3 separate regions of the Mus musculus genome follow, and regions 1 and 3 are each linked to region 2. A link is a contact called in ENCODE POLR2A ChIA-PET data. All regions are on one chromosome and are shown on one strand. Each heading gives the region's core, a stretch centred on a gene start or an enhancer-like site at or near the end of the contact. The rest is flanking DNA. Distances are from core to core; before and after follow the strand shown. Region 1 holds the start of Cltc (clathrin, heavy polypeptide (Hc)). Region 2 holds the start of Ska2 (spindle and kinetochore associated complex subunit 2). Region 3 holds the start of Rad51c (RAD51 paralog C).

Region 1 (4,163 bases), core at 443-2,942, 350 kb before region 2:
TTCGTTAATGTTAGCAACACGGTAAAGTCTATAAAGAAATATTTAATTATTTTACTTGGTGCTAAATTTTAGTTAACCCTCTTTATTATCAAACATCTTTTATGTATATCAATGAAGAAAAGTAAATCAGATTGCCTTCAATGATAAAGCACTCAATAAGTTACCAATATTTGAACTGGATCACTGCACCTCCCCCTCATGAAATTAGCCCTTCAGAAGATGCAGCTGAAAGCAGATTTCTTTATGGGGATACTTGAGGGAAAGTAAATTAATATGAATAAATTATGATGTCAAAGAGTCGGGACAAGTGAACCAGGAAAATCAGCAGTTCAGAAGAAGCGTAATTCAGCGAAGCCCTCCAACAGTCACCTGCCTAGGCCAACTGCTGGCAGGTTGCCAGGTTAGACAATGGTGTATTGACTCCAGGATAAGGTGCAGTGGGGGGCGGAGGGGGGACGCCCCAGACTATTAAAAAGGAGCCAGTTACAGATCAACTTGTTAGGTACTGACACAGAGCAGGTATGCACTTAAACCCGGCTCTGATGAATTCCACGCAGTCCTGTGAGACATACTCCTGCCGTAATCCCACAACTACCTGCTAAATTCCAAAAGGCCATAAATAACCTCTAAATAACTCTCCCTACCTGCAAGAATCAAAGTGAGCCTAAGAGCTACACTAACCCTCTGAAGAAACCAAGAAAGGAAAAATATGCGCGTTCCCCTTGGGACCTTGACCCCAGGCACCGAGACTGACACCGCCCCTTGCCGCCCCTCTATCTTCTTTCTGTTCCTTCAGTGAGTGTGACCTTCGGTTCCTTATAGATTCAGGGAAGGCAAGCCACGAGCCACTGCTACCCTAACCCCAAGGTGCCTTTCTCAGTGGTGAGCTGCAGAGGGAGGATGCAGCTCCTCCCCAACCCACCCGCCACACAATTCCTGGGTGCAGACTCGATGTAGAAATGGGAATAGACCAAGGGAAGGTGACAGCCCCGCGTCGCTCAGGGTTAACGAGAAATCTTGCTCTGGGAGAAACGCGCGAGAAGCTCCCCCACCTAGCCCCTACCCAAATGAATGAACTGAGTAAAATGGGAAGGGGGGTCTGGTATGCGCAGTTCTTGCAATCCAGGAAGCAGAATAAGAGGTCGTCAGACGTAAGGCCTGGCCTCGCCGCCCTTTGCACTCCGATTCGTCATTTCCATCCTAGTCTCATATCATTTAACCCTTTAAGCTTTTAAGACACTGTCCTTCCTCCACCTATGCCAAATACCGACACCCCCCACTCCCCTTCTCTCGATCCCTTTCGGGCCAGGCCGCTAGCTTCTTCCTTCCCACGACCCTCGAAAAGTCCCTCAGCAGCCCCGACTCACACGTACCTGGAGATGCTCCTGAAAGCGAATGGGCAGAATCTGGGCCATGGCGCTGTCGGGGAGTATGGTCTCCTCCTGTCACTGGGGCTGCAGGGCAGTGCCTGCCCGGGCTCTCCAAGGGAGAGGAGGAGACGGGGAAGGGGAGGGGAGGCTGGGCTCAGAGGGATACTCTCCGGGGACGCAGGGAACTGGCAGGCAGACGAGAGAGCTTGGGTCGGGGGCGGAGGCTCCAGGGGCCGGGAGAGCCGCAATGGCGGAACCGGGAGCAGCGCAGACTCCGGAAACGGCTGAGCCCTGCGGAAGGATCCCGAGGCAGAACTCCGCCCAGTCTCCTCACGCCGTCCGCCTTATGTAGCCTTCCACAGACGCCGCGCCGCGGTCGGGCGTAGGGATTCAGGGACGCAGTGCGCGGAGCGCTCTTCGCTGATGCGGCTGCGGGGAAACAGAGGAACCGAGGGACTACTTTTTCTAGACTCATCACTTTCCCCAGGCTCCGGTTTCTCCCTTCTCCCCTCCCCCCTCCCACTTTTTTTTTTTTTTAACATTTTGCCACATCATGCGACTCGGGGCGAACTACGTCATTTCCGTAGGCGCTGTAAGACCCACCCACGCACTTCCCGGTGCACGTGATGCGGGTAGGGAAGGGTCGGTTGAAGGCTGCCAGAGTGGAGGGCGAGAGGCAAGATACTGGCCGCTGCTCCTGGGGAGGAGGTGGCGGTTGAGCCCCCTGCCGGCGTGGCGGCCTGGGCGTGAGGACACCGAGTGCCTGAGGAGAAGGCCGCGGCGTGGGTGCCGCGGTGACTAAGGGAAACGGCCCCGCCGCAGAGCTCCTCGGGCGGCTGGCTGCGGCGCGCCTCCCCCGCCTGGTTTCGCGCAGTGGGTGGTTGCTGACACCTCAGGGAGGGGGACCGTACTGAGCTGCAAGCTTCCTTGCCCTGACGCACGCCCTTCTGACGCCAGGAGAGCCGGATGGCTCCTCGAGATCCTCAGATAAACCATCTCAAAGGACAGGGAAGGCCATGGGAGAAGAATCTCCTGCTGGCCCCTGGAGAGCGCTTCCGCGGACATTTTGGTGGACTTAGATCAGCCTAGTGTAGAGATCAGTTTGGCCTTCGAGAACTGGAGGGTTCGGCCACAGGAAAAAGCTTAAAAGATGTAGATCAAAGGATGGCTAGGGAAAGAAACCTCAGGGGCTGTCTTGGAGCTGAGGGATTGACTGTTAGTCATACATGGTAGTAGGACCATTACCTGTAGTTACAGGGTGGGCGATGTAATAAGCCCTTCAAAACCGGAGCACCTTGCCTTCCTACAGCAGTAAGCTATCTGCAGCATTCATTAGCGATTAATAGCCGCCCCAGAGCTCTTGCTAAAGTGTAAGGTGTAATGTCTCACAATAGCACCAATATAAGGAAGATTTAGAGAGTTCATTTCCACATAGTTCGTCTTAATCCCCCTGAAAGTTCTTGAGGAAATTACTTTCAATGCCCCTTTCAACCTAAAGAACATAAGACAACCACTGGGTGTACAATAATTTTGCGTAAGCGGTTTTGCTTAGAGAAATCTGCTTAGTCATTTCAGTTGCGTTTAGTATTCCCCCCAAATACTGCCTTTCATATCTGGGCTGAGAGGAGAACCAGGCAAGTGAGAAGGCAGACAACAGACCCTTGAAGAAGAGCCTTGCCACCATATTTAGGATGTTTTGTGTTTACATAATTTCACTTAAGCACTTGAATGTGCCCTGTCCTGCAATGTTTGAAAAGATTGTTTTCATAAGACTTTGTCCTTTTCTAGAGGTGGGCAAATTTTAAATTAAAATCCTAAGGGAGTTACTGTTTTATTACAGAAATGTCAGTAGCTTAATAGAATTGCACTTTCAATCTCAGAATTTGGGATGTAAGAGCTTCACCATGAACAGATCACCACATTTCAATTTATTGACAAGGGCCTTGTATTTTCATACAGACCCTGCATGAAAGGACATTTCAAATCCCCAGAGCAGTTGATTTTACTTCCTTGGTGTGGAATACCTAACCAAAAAGTGCGCTGAGACTGCTTTGTCATCACACATAGAAATTTCAAGAATGAGTTGTTTTCAGAAATCATTTAGAAAGAAGAAAAGTAGATGGTGATATCCCAAATCATTCTGCTTATTAATAGGACTGCTGCCTTGCCTGCCAGATTCTCCTCTCAGCCTAAATATGAAAGGCAGTATTGGAGAAAAACAGTAAAAGCAACTAAAATGACTAAGCAGATTTCACTCAGCAAAGGCACCTTAAACAGTTAATGCCCCCCCCCCTTTTTTTTTCCAAGAGAAAAATAGTGTAAATGATAATGCTACCCAATGCTGGGGACACTGTGGTGCTCACCTGTGATCCTCACACTGGAGGGTTCTGAGGCAGGAAGATCTAGAGTTCCACATAGCAGGACCTTGTTCCCCCAAACTAGAACAGCTCCAAACTGGCATGCCTCTTAAAGATCAGTAATTTGCTGTAATAAAAGATGATTATAATGAGATTGTGCTGGCTAAATTTCCAGCAGGACAGAGACAGGGGAAAGGACAGTTCCTGGTTTAGAAATCCCAAACACAGTAATCCCAGCATTCGGGAGGCAGAGGCAGGCGGATCTCTGAGGCCAGCCGGGTCTACAGAGTGAGTTCCAGGACAGTCAGGGCTACACAGAGAAACCCTATCATGTAAAACCAAAAAGAAAAAAGAAATCCCAAACACTGAGGCACTAAGTTTTCTAAGCTATACCTAAAAGGCGTGGTTTTAAGCACTACCTTAAAATAGATAACCT
Region 2 (4,183 bases), core at 838-3,337:
GGAGGGACCATTTGTTAAATGCCCCCTCAAGTGGGGTACAACCTACTTTTCCTCAGCTAATGTTCAATGTCCTCAAAGGTTTCAATCCCTGACAAGGAAGATTTTAGTCCTAGTGTTATACAAAATTAAGCTGAGGCTTAGACTAGCTATCTGCCTAATATAATACAATGAAGTATAATGAAGACCTATAAGTCTCCAGAGACCATGACTTTTTCTAATAGACTATGGGGCTATAGTAACTTTAACAGGCTTTATACAATTACCCAAAATGAAAGGTTTGTTTTAAGACAGGTACTTTGAAGCCAGGCAGTGATGGTACACGCCTTTAATCCCAGCACTTGGGAGGCAGAGGGAGGCGGATTTCTGAGTTCATGGGCAGCCTGGTCTACAGAGGGAGTTCCAGGACAATTGGGGCTATACAGAGAAACCCTGTCTCGAAAAACCAAAACCAACCAGCCAACCAACCAACCAAACAAACAAAAAAGACAGGTATTTTGAAACACTTAATAGTACTTAAAATATTTCTGTTTTATATTTAAATATACATCCTTATCTGAAAAAATAAAATTTAAAAAAGTCTGGGTTAGTTGTTGATACACAAGCTCCTGTCTCAGAACAATATAATTAGTCTTCTTCATGAGTTGACACTGCTGGTTCTTTAAGAACTCCATCAGTTATATGGAAAGGTCTTTGGCCAGGGGCACTTCTAAAACTGTAGCAGCAGCATAAGTGACAGATTTACTTCATCATCACTATTCTAAAACACATGTTTTACATCCCCCTCTAGTCAATTTAATTTCCATCATCAGTTTAGTTGGTTTGCCTTGAATGCTGAAGCATGATCTCTGCCATTGTCCTATAGTCAATTTTGTTTTAAGTCGTGAAGCATTGCTATCCCCAACCCCACCCGGTTCTTCCCTGTGTCTTTCTCAGAGTGACCACAGGTCCTTAGTCTTACCCAGCACACTACTAGACACACAGTAAAAGGGGTATACTTTTAAAGTAGATGTCAGAAGTCATTTTGCATCATGGAACACTGTAAAATTACCTGACATAAAATACTTCTCCATAAACGTAAATGCGCTGAAGAATGGCTGGGGAGAGCATCTGGTTAAATAAACATTGTGATAGGAAATTTGGGTAGATTCCTATAATTTGCATTTTTCGCTAGCGCCCAGAGAAGCCAATTACCGCCAGTCGGTGGGCCCCCTTTGAGAAGCAAAAAGTTACGACAAAGACTGAGCAAAAAGGCAATCACTTCAAACTATATATTGCAGTGTTAAATAAAAAATGTGTCTCAGATGTTGCCAGCGGAGCTCTTCTCCTGCCCGAAACCTTTCCTTTTCTGCTCCATCTCCCTTCCCTGTCCAGCTCAAGACCCCACCTCCATAAGAACCCAGTCATCAACAGTTCGAGTAACGGAAGACGGGACCAGGTAACAAAGAGAAAAAACGTCGTTGCACTTACTAGTCTAAGAGCCTGGGGATTAGACGAAGTTCGGGCCTAAGCCTCTTCCACACCATAAAGAAAATTTCAAAATTAAATCTTTGCCGACGAGCGACCAATCGTAGACGTGGTCTCTACAGGGTTCGTTGTCTTGAAAGGATCAAAGCACAGCTTGGACTACGATTGGCCAAAAGAGCATCACATCCTGGCCAATCGGAACTGAGGCGCTTCTTGTATGAATAAGGAAAGGCGGGCGAGAAGGGGCGGGGAAGCCGGAGAGAAAAGGAGGTGTGTCACGTCGCCTAGGCCCGCAGTGGAAGCTTTTATGTCATTGGCTGCTGCTGCTTCCGAGTACACCAATCGCAAACTCTTTTCCAAGTATGAACTTGAAAGTAGGGACCATAAGGCAGCCAATGGAAAAATTCATATATTCAGCAGCCAATCCCCCTGCGGCGTTTTGTGTCTTTGTCCAACAGGAAAGTGCGTTTTATAACGAGGGGCGTTACCCAGGCGCCAATGGGCGGGCGCCGATGGAACGTACTAGCCAATGAGCGCAAGACGTTGAGTGACAGCTGTCCAATGGAGGGCCTCAGTGCTAGCACGGCTTACAGCTTAAGCGCCTCAGCGGTCTGAGGAATGTCAACTATTCAATATGGAGGCGGAGGTCGATAAGCTGGAACTGATGGTGAGTGGAGAGTGAAGGAAACCTACTGGGTAATTAATGTGCTCCACCGATGGCCTAGAAGGTGAAGCGCATTTTAGAGTCTCCTGAAACTGGGTTGTGGAAGCTGGAACCTGAATTGAGTTCCTTCTTTCTGCACCTACGGGAGCTACCGCCGCCTTGGTCTCTTAACCGCCGCGGGGGAAGGGGTTACATCCGGGGAACTCGTGAGGGAAATGGCGGGAGATGTTGAGGGTGTGGGGCCTTTGTAATTCCCTGGTCCTGGTTTTCTCCTTCATCGGCTCCAGGAGCCGCGCCCGGCACAGATACCGCCTCACGAATTTCTACCTTCCTTGCCCAAGCGTGACTGGAACGGTCTTTAATAGCTCGGAGGAGGAGAGAGGTCGTTTACGTCTCCCGAAAAGGGGGATGGAGGATGAGGTGGGGCAGAAGTCTAGGGGCGCGGAGAAATTCAAGTCCACCATGCACCTACTCGCAGGCGAGCTGGGACAGTCTGAAAGAAGATGCTAGACTTGCACGAGAAACTTGCCCGCGGTTCCGCAGACTGGGCTCTTTGCGGCTTGGGAGAGGAGCCGCCGCGGGGACCGAGCCTGGAGCTCCTTCCCGGGGCGCGAGCGGCGTTGCCCCAGGCCCGGCTTTCTGCTTCCTAGATGCTCAATTCCTTTCCTCTGTGCAAGGAGAACCCTGGACGAAGGCCCTCAGCGGCTGCGGGCAAGGCTGGAGTGCACTGAGCGTCCAGCCGAGTGGCCTTGTCATTCTCCATCAGTGTTCTCTTTATTCCCGCCCTCCCATCCTTCCACTGCCCGCTAGATCGCCGCGCCTTTTTTCTTAGTTTTCTTGTTCTGTCTTCAGACTTCTTTTTGCATGATCACTTTTCTTCCAGATTGATCATCGGACCACCAGCCCCCTTTTAAAAAAATACCAAGATTAATATTAAAAAGTAAAACACTCCATCTGCAGTCTGCCCTTTTTCCCTCTGCGTAGGTATCCGTTGTGTCTGAGCCACTCTCTCCAAGGAAAATCTTGAGTTTGTAACTTCTGCTTTGGAATAGACTTTGGGGTGATCCTGGAAGATAGCGAGTACCACCCCGACTTCCCCATTCCCACACCAGAAGGTGTGAGGCCTCAGTTTCTTTTCTCTTGGGTTAATTAATTCAGGTGTTTCAAACACATTTTATTAGAAAGATTTCCAGTCTTGTTTAACATTGTATTTTAAAACTTTCTTTGTGGAGGGAGTGTGGGGATGGGGGCGGGGGTGGGGGGAGAGAAGAGGAGAAGAATTTTCTGCTGCTTTCCAAATCTTGAAAAAATGAATATTTGACTTAAGAATTTTTCGTGTGTGGGTGTGTGATTACCATCTTAAAATACGCACAAAATGTTAAATATTGTGGTTAGAGTCTATCAAACAACCTGCATGTAAATTCTCTTGTTCCTCTCCCATAGTATGAATTCCTTGCACTGGAATAGGTGGAGATATTTTTACTTGTTAGAGGCTAATTCTGTGTTTTTAACGGGTTGCTTTTTGTAATTGGTGGATCAAGTTCTGAGCTTTATCTAACCCTTCCATTGCAATCAATTCTCAAACTTTTAAAAAATATTGAGCAAATTATCTTAAAGAAAATACAAGTTAAACATCCTGTTAAAGGTAAGTTTTAGGAAGTTATGAGGTTGTTGAACTTTAACATATTTTAGATACTGTATAAATTATGGTCTAGCTTTAACATTTCTTTTTTCAGAGGATCAAAGGAAAACAGCTTTTCCCTTTGTAACATAACCTGAAGTACATTGATGGTAGTAGCATTTACAATTTTCAAGTTACTGAACTTTTTTTCATAACCAAGGGCTTGAAAAACATTATTTTTAACCATGATTTTCAATATTAACTGCTTTTTATTGACTAGACAACAAAAGACATTTCATCTTCACATTGCCATGTTCCTTCCTTTCTTTTAAAAACAGTACCTGTTGAGAAAGTTACTTTCTAAGCCAGAGATAAATGATTCCTTGTGCAATCGTCTTTTATTAGTAGGTCTTTACAATACTTAAAAGGTTTGC
Region 3 (4,312 bases), core at 1,017-3,516, 300 kb after region 2:
CTCCTGCGTTCGTATCCTGAGTGTTGAGATTATGAGTATGTCACCAAACATGATTCAGAACTCTTCTTTATCATATATAAATCAACTTTAAAACATCTGACAAATATATCTCAGAAGCCAATTAATTAGGAGTGTATACGTTTAGTGACCAGGCAATATTATGAAAGAAACATTTTTGATATCAAAACTTCATCAAGAAGACAGGGATCCTGGATAATATGATGGTAAGCTGATTGTTTGATGTGAACACATACAAAGTAGTACTGTATGCTTCTTGGTTTCCTGACTACAAACTCACAGCAGAATATTCTGTTTGTTACATTAAGTCCACCCGTAAGCAGGGAACGTCCTATTTTACCATAACTGTGTTTTTCCAACACCTGGTACACCACAAACTTCTGTCGTCTTCATTAGGGGTATTCCACCCCCAAGAATGTTATCGAGTGCTGAACAGAAGGTGATTATGAAGCCCTGGGTATGCTCTTGCTCGAGAAGTTCCAGTGCTGTGCACTTCTCGTTTGCCACAGATGTACCGGCACATCTTGGTTTATTTGTGAGACATTCTCTTCTTAGAATTTGTAGAGTTTCCAAGGCTTCCTCTTTAGATATCCCAACTTCTATAAATAAAATAAGAAAAAGAAAACCTGACATTAGAGAATTAAAAGTATAACTCAGAGCCTGGCATGGGGGCCCATGCCTTTAATGCCAGCACTAGGAAATCAGGCAGGCCAGCATGGTCTACAGATCGAGTTCCAGGACAGTCAGGACTACACTGAGAAACCTTTTTCTTTCCTTTTCTCTCTCTCTCTTTTTTAAAAAGATTTATTTTTATTTTATATACGTGAGTACATGTAGCTGTCTTCAGACACACCAGAAGGGGGCATCGGATACCATTACAGATGGTTGTGAGCCACTATGTGGTTGCTGGGAATTGAACGCAGGACCTCGGGAAGAGCAGTCAGTGCTCTTAACCGCTGAGCCATCTCTCCAGCCCCCAAACCTTTTCTTGAAACAAACAAAAGTCTAACACAGAAATGAATTATCCAATTATTTAGTTATTTAGCAGTTGGGGAATCAAAACCAGGGCCTTGGGCATACATAGCTAGTTAGTGCTCTACCCATTCTGCTACTACTCTGTTAGCATCATCGCTGGGATGTAAAATTAGACTAGGGGTATAGCTCTGTGGTAGTGTTTAACATTGGCAAAGCCATGAGTTCAATACACAACACTTAAACAAAAATCAAACCAGATTCCATTCTGTCCTCTTTGATCACCATCAAAGAGATGTGCATAGTATTACTGGCACAGTGGGTGACTACAACGAAGTTTGGATTTGTGAACATTAAGGATGCAGTGGTCCCCACTTTGGTTTTTTTGTTTTGTTTTTTGAGACTGGGTTTCTCTGTGTAGCCCTGGCTGTCCTAGAACTCACTCTGTAGACCAGGCTAGCCTCGAACTCAGAAATTCACCTGCCTCTGCCTCCCAAGTGCTGGGATTAAAGGCGTGCGCCACCACTGCCCGGTTGTGATTCCCACTTATCTGTAACCTAAAGAACTCTGAGAAAAGTCGGGGGCCAGGGCGGGGGGGGGGGGGAGGCAGTATTCCTGTGAATCACGAACGTCTTTCTAGAGCTTTCTCCTGGTCTAAGGGAATGTTCTATTGCTTTTCTCACTGAAATATCTCTAGTCCTTCTCTAATCCTTTATTTTTCAACTTCAATTCCCCCCCCCCGCCCCCCAGGATCTTTGACCAAGGAGAATTACATGGCTTGTGATTGTTTCCCAACCCAGTTTATCATGAAACCTCAAGATGAGAAGTCGGTTCTTTCATCTACAGATTGGACACCCTGGTCCAAGAGGAGCCTTCCTTAAACCATTAAGTGAGGCACTCCTCAAAGCATCCAGCGAGCACGGAGAAAGCAATCAGTAAACGTTGCTCCACACAGTTCCAAGCTCAAGAGAATTTCAGCGGTGTCAAAAGATCGGCTTGGCGGAGGCGGCGGAACGAAGACGGAGGCGGCGCCAAGCGGCCGCGGTGCATCAGCTGGCAGCTGGGAGTCGTTACCTTTGCTGAGCTCGGAGGGCTTCACCTCTAGGACGTCCTCCGCCGTCTGAAACCCCGCAGCCACCAGCTTCCCGCGCACCGCTGGAGACAGCGGATAACCCACCAACTCCCGCTGCATTTTTTTTTTTTTTTTTTTTTTTTTTGAGAGCTCGGCGGCTACGCACGCAGTGACGTAGAGCAAGAGGCGCGAAAGCGCTGGAAACCCAAACCCCGCCCTCCCGCGGGGGAGGGTCAGTGGCGTGACGTCACACGCGCGGCGTAAGGGGCGGGGCTCGCGCGGCCTAGACTCACGAGGCCTTGCTGCTGCTGAGGAAATCCCACACACTGGTTTCATGTAAGGTTGTCTTCTAGTTTCACTCGTCCGAGTCACGTTTCGGATATAGCCTGACAGTGAACACAAAAACAAAAAAAGAGGCCGGAGACGCGGAGACGGTAGCCAGGCCAAGTGAACCCTGTACAGCATATTTCCTCACCATGCTCTGCCCTCTTTCACGGGTTCCTCAAGAATCCATCCTCCTGGATGGAAGTTGTAGTAGACGCAGCAACCAGAAACTGACCAGTTGGCAGTTTCCTGCTGTGAAAAATTCAAAAAACCCTTGTAGGAGGTCTGTTGTGTGTCCCCTGACCCTTGCCAGGCGACCCCTTGCTTTTCCCGCCCTCGCGGGGGATTGTGGGCCAGCCTCCCACTTTGGGGGGCTGCGGTAGGGAGTGGTTGGCGCCCACGCGCGCGTCCACGCACTCGCCCGCTCACGCACGCACGCACAGCTTCCGGTGGGTGACCCCGGGACTCCGGAGCTCCCTCAGAGTGTGGCGGTTTCTGAGCATTCATGTCGGCAGGCCTGCCTAGAGTAAGAAGTAGCTGGAAAAGTAAGCTATCGTGTCCTTGTCGTCTCGTGGTCTAGCCTGGGCCTCTGGTGTCCCGAGGGAGGAGCTGGACCTCTTTAGTAGAGTTGACCGGGGATGTTGACGGAGCGGGAGTGACTGCTTCCACATCAGAACTTTTGGGGAGATTGGCAGTTTGGAAGGTGGCTTTAAAGGCCCAAGAAATACGGAAGATGATATAAAAAAAAAGTGTGTCGTGCCGGGCAGTGGTGGCAGCACGCCTTTAATCCCAGCAGTCGGGAGGCAGAGGCAGGCGGATTTCTGAGTTCGAGGACAGCATGGTCTACAGAGTGAGTTTCAGGACAGCCAGAGCTACAAAACAAAACCAAAAAAAGTGTGTCATACCTACCTCACATTTCAAAAAAAAAAAAAAATCTAGCATTTTTTTTGAAGACAGCATCTAAACTTTCTAAATTATGGGATATAGGAATACGCGACTCTCCCTGCTTTTGCACTACTTATTGACAACAACTTCTTCTTTCTTTTTTTCTTTTCTTTTTGGTTTTTCGATACAGGGTTTCTCTATGTAGCCCTGGCTGTCCTGAAACTCACTCTGTAGATCAGGCTGGCCTCGAACTCAGAAATCTGCCTGCCTCTGCCTCTTGAGTGCTGGGATCAAAGGTGTGCGACACCACACCGGGTTCTTTTCTTTTCTTTTTTTAACTTGTGGGTTTTCAAGACAACCTCTTTGTGTAGGTTTCTTTCGTGGCTCTCCCAAAACTGACTCTGTAGAGCAGGCTCTCCTCGAAGTCACAGAGATTCATCTGCCTCTGCCTCCTGAGTACTGGGATTAGAAAGGCCAGCGACCTCCCCACCCCCACCCCCTACCCCCAAAAAAAGCCGGGCAGTGGTGGTGCACGCCTTTAATCCCAGCCCTTGGGAGGCAGAGGCAGGTGGATTTCTGAGTTTGAGGTCAGCCAGGGCTACACAGAGAAACCCCGTCTGGAACCCCCCACCCCCAAAACAAAAGAAAGGTCAGTGCCACCAATGCTCAGCTAAAGCAACGACTCTTTATTATTACATTTCTTTTGTGTTTGTGTGTGACACACAGGCCACATTACTAGACTGGAGGTGAGAGAAATTGGTTCTCGGCTTCCCCCATGTGGTATTGGGGACAGATGGAATTGAGGCTGTCAGGCTTGGCAACCAGGCCCTTTACCTGCTGTACTACCTTTCCCCTCCCTGCCAGTGATTCTTAGCCTGGACTTTTATTCAGGAATTGAAGCTTTAAATACTCCAAATCAGTCATTCAAGTACTAAGGAAGGTGGCGACATTTTGAACAGTGTAGAGAATGTCACAGCTCTTAAATGTGCATAGACACGTCATTCAAAGTATGAGGATGGAAAAACAGCACCATTTTCTTGA

The links. ChIA-PET counts read pairs that join two places held with the same protein, here RNA polymerase II (POLR2A).
Region 1: POLR2A ChIA-PET joins it to region 2 with 20 read pairs in embryonic stem cell. The contact joins the promoter of Cltc here to the promoter of Ska2 in region 2. POLR2A ChIA-PET finds 5 or more read pairs at or near these places in 4 of 5 experiments (Patski and embryonic stem cell).
Region 3: POLR2A ChIA-PET joins it to region 2 with 23 read pairs in embryonic stem cell. The contact joins the promoter of Rad51c here to the promoter of Ska2 in region 2. POLR2A ChIA-PET finds 5 or more read pairs at or near these places in 4 of 5 experiments (Patski and embryonic stem cell).

What each region holds. Positions count from the first base shown.
Region 1 is chr11:86,755,875-86,760,037 of GRCm38, forward strand. It overlaps Cltc (clathrin, heavy polypeptide (Hc)), which reads right to left and starts at 1,693. Exons shown (of 32, transcript NM_001003908.2): 1 at 1,374-1,693. The coding sequence starts at 1,415. Gm42085 (a long non-coding RNA gene) reads left to right here and starts at 1,839. Exons shown (of 3, transcript XR_880101.3): 1 at 1,839-2,002.
Region 2 is chr11:87,107,174-87,111,356 of GRCm38, forward strand. Ska2 (spindle and kinetochore associated complex subunit 2) reads left to right here and starts at 2,088. Exons shown (of 4, transcript NM_025377.3): 1 at 2,088-2,131. The coding sequence starts at 2,099. Prr11 (proline rich 11) reads right to left here and starts at 1,541. Exons shown (of 10, transcript NM_175563.5): 1 at 1,468-1,541.
Region 3 is chr11:87,402,240-87,406,551 of GRCm38, forward strand. It overlaps Rad51c (RAD51 paralog C), which reads right to left and starts at 2,267. Exons shown (of 9, transcript NM_053269.4): 1 at 2,065-2,267; 2 at 359-617. The coding sequence starts at 2,182. Tex14 (testis expressed gene 14) reads left to right here and starts at 2,826. Exons shown (of 31, transcript NM_031386.2): 1 at 2,826-2,931.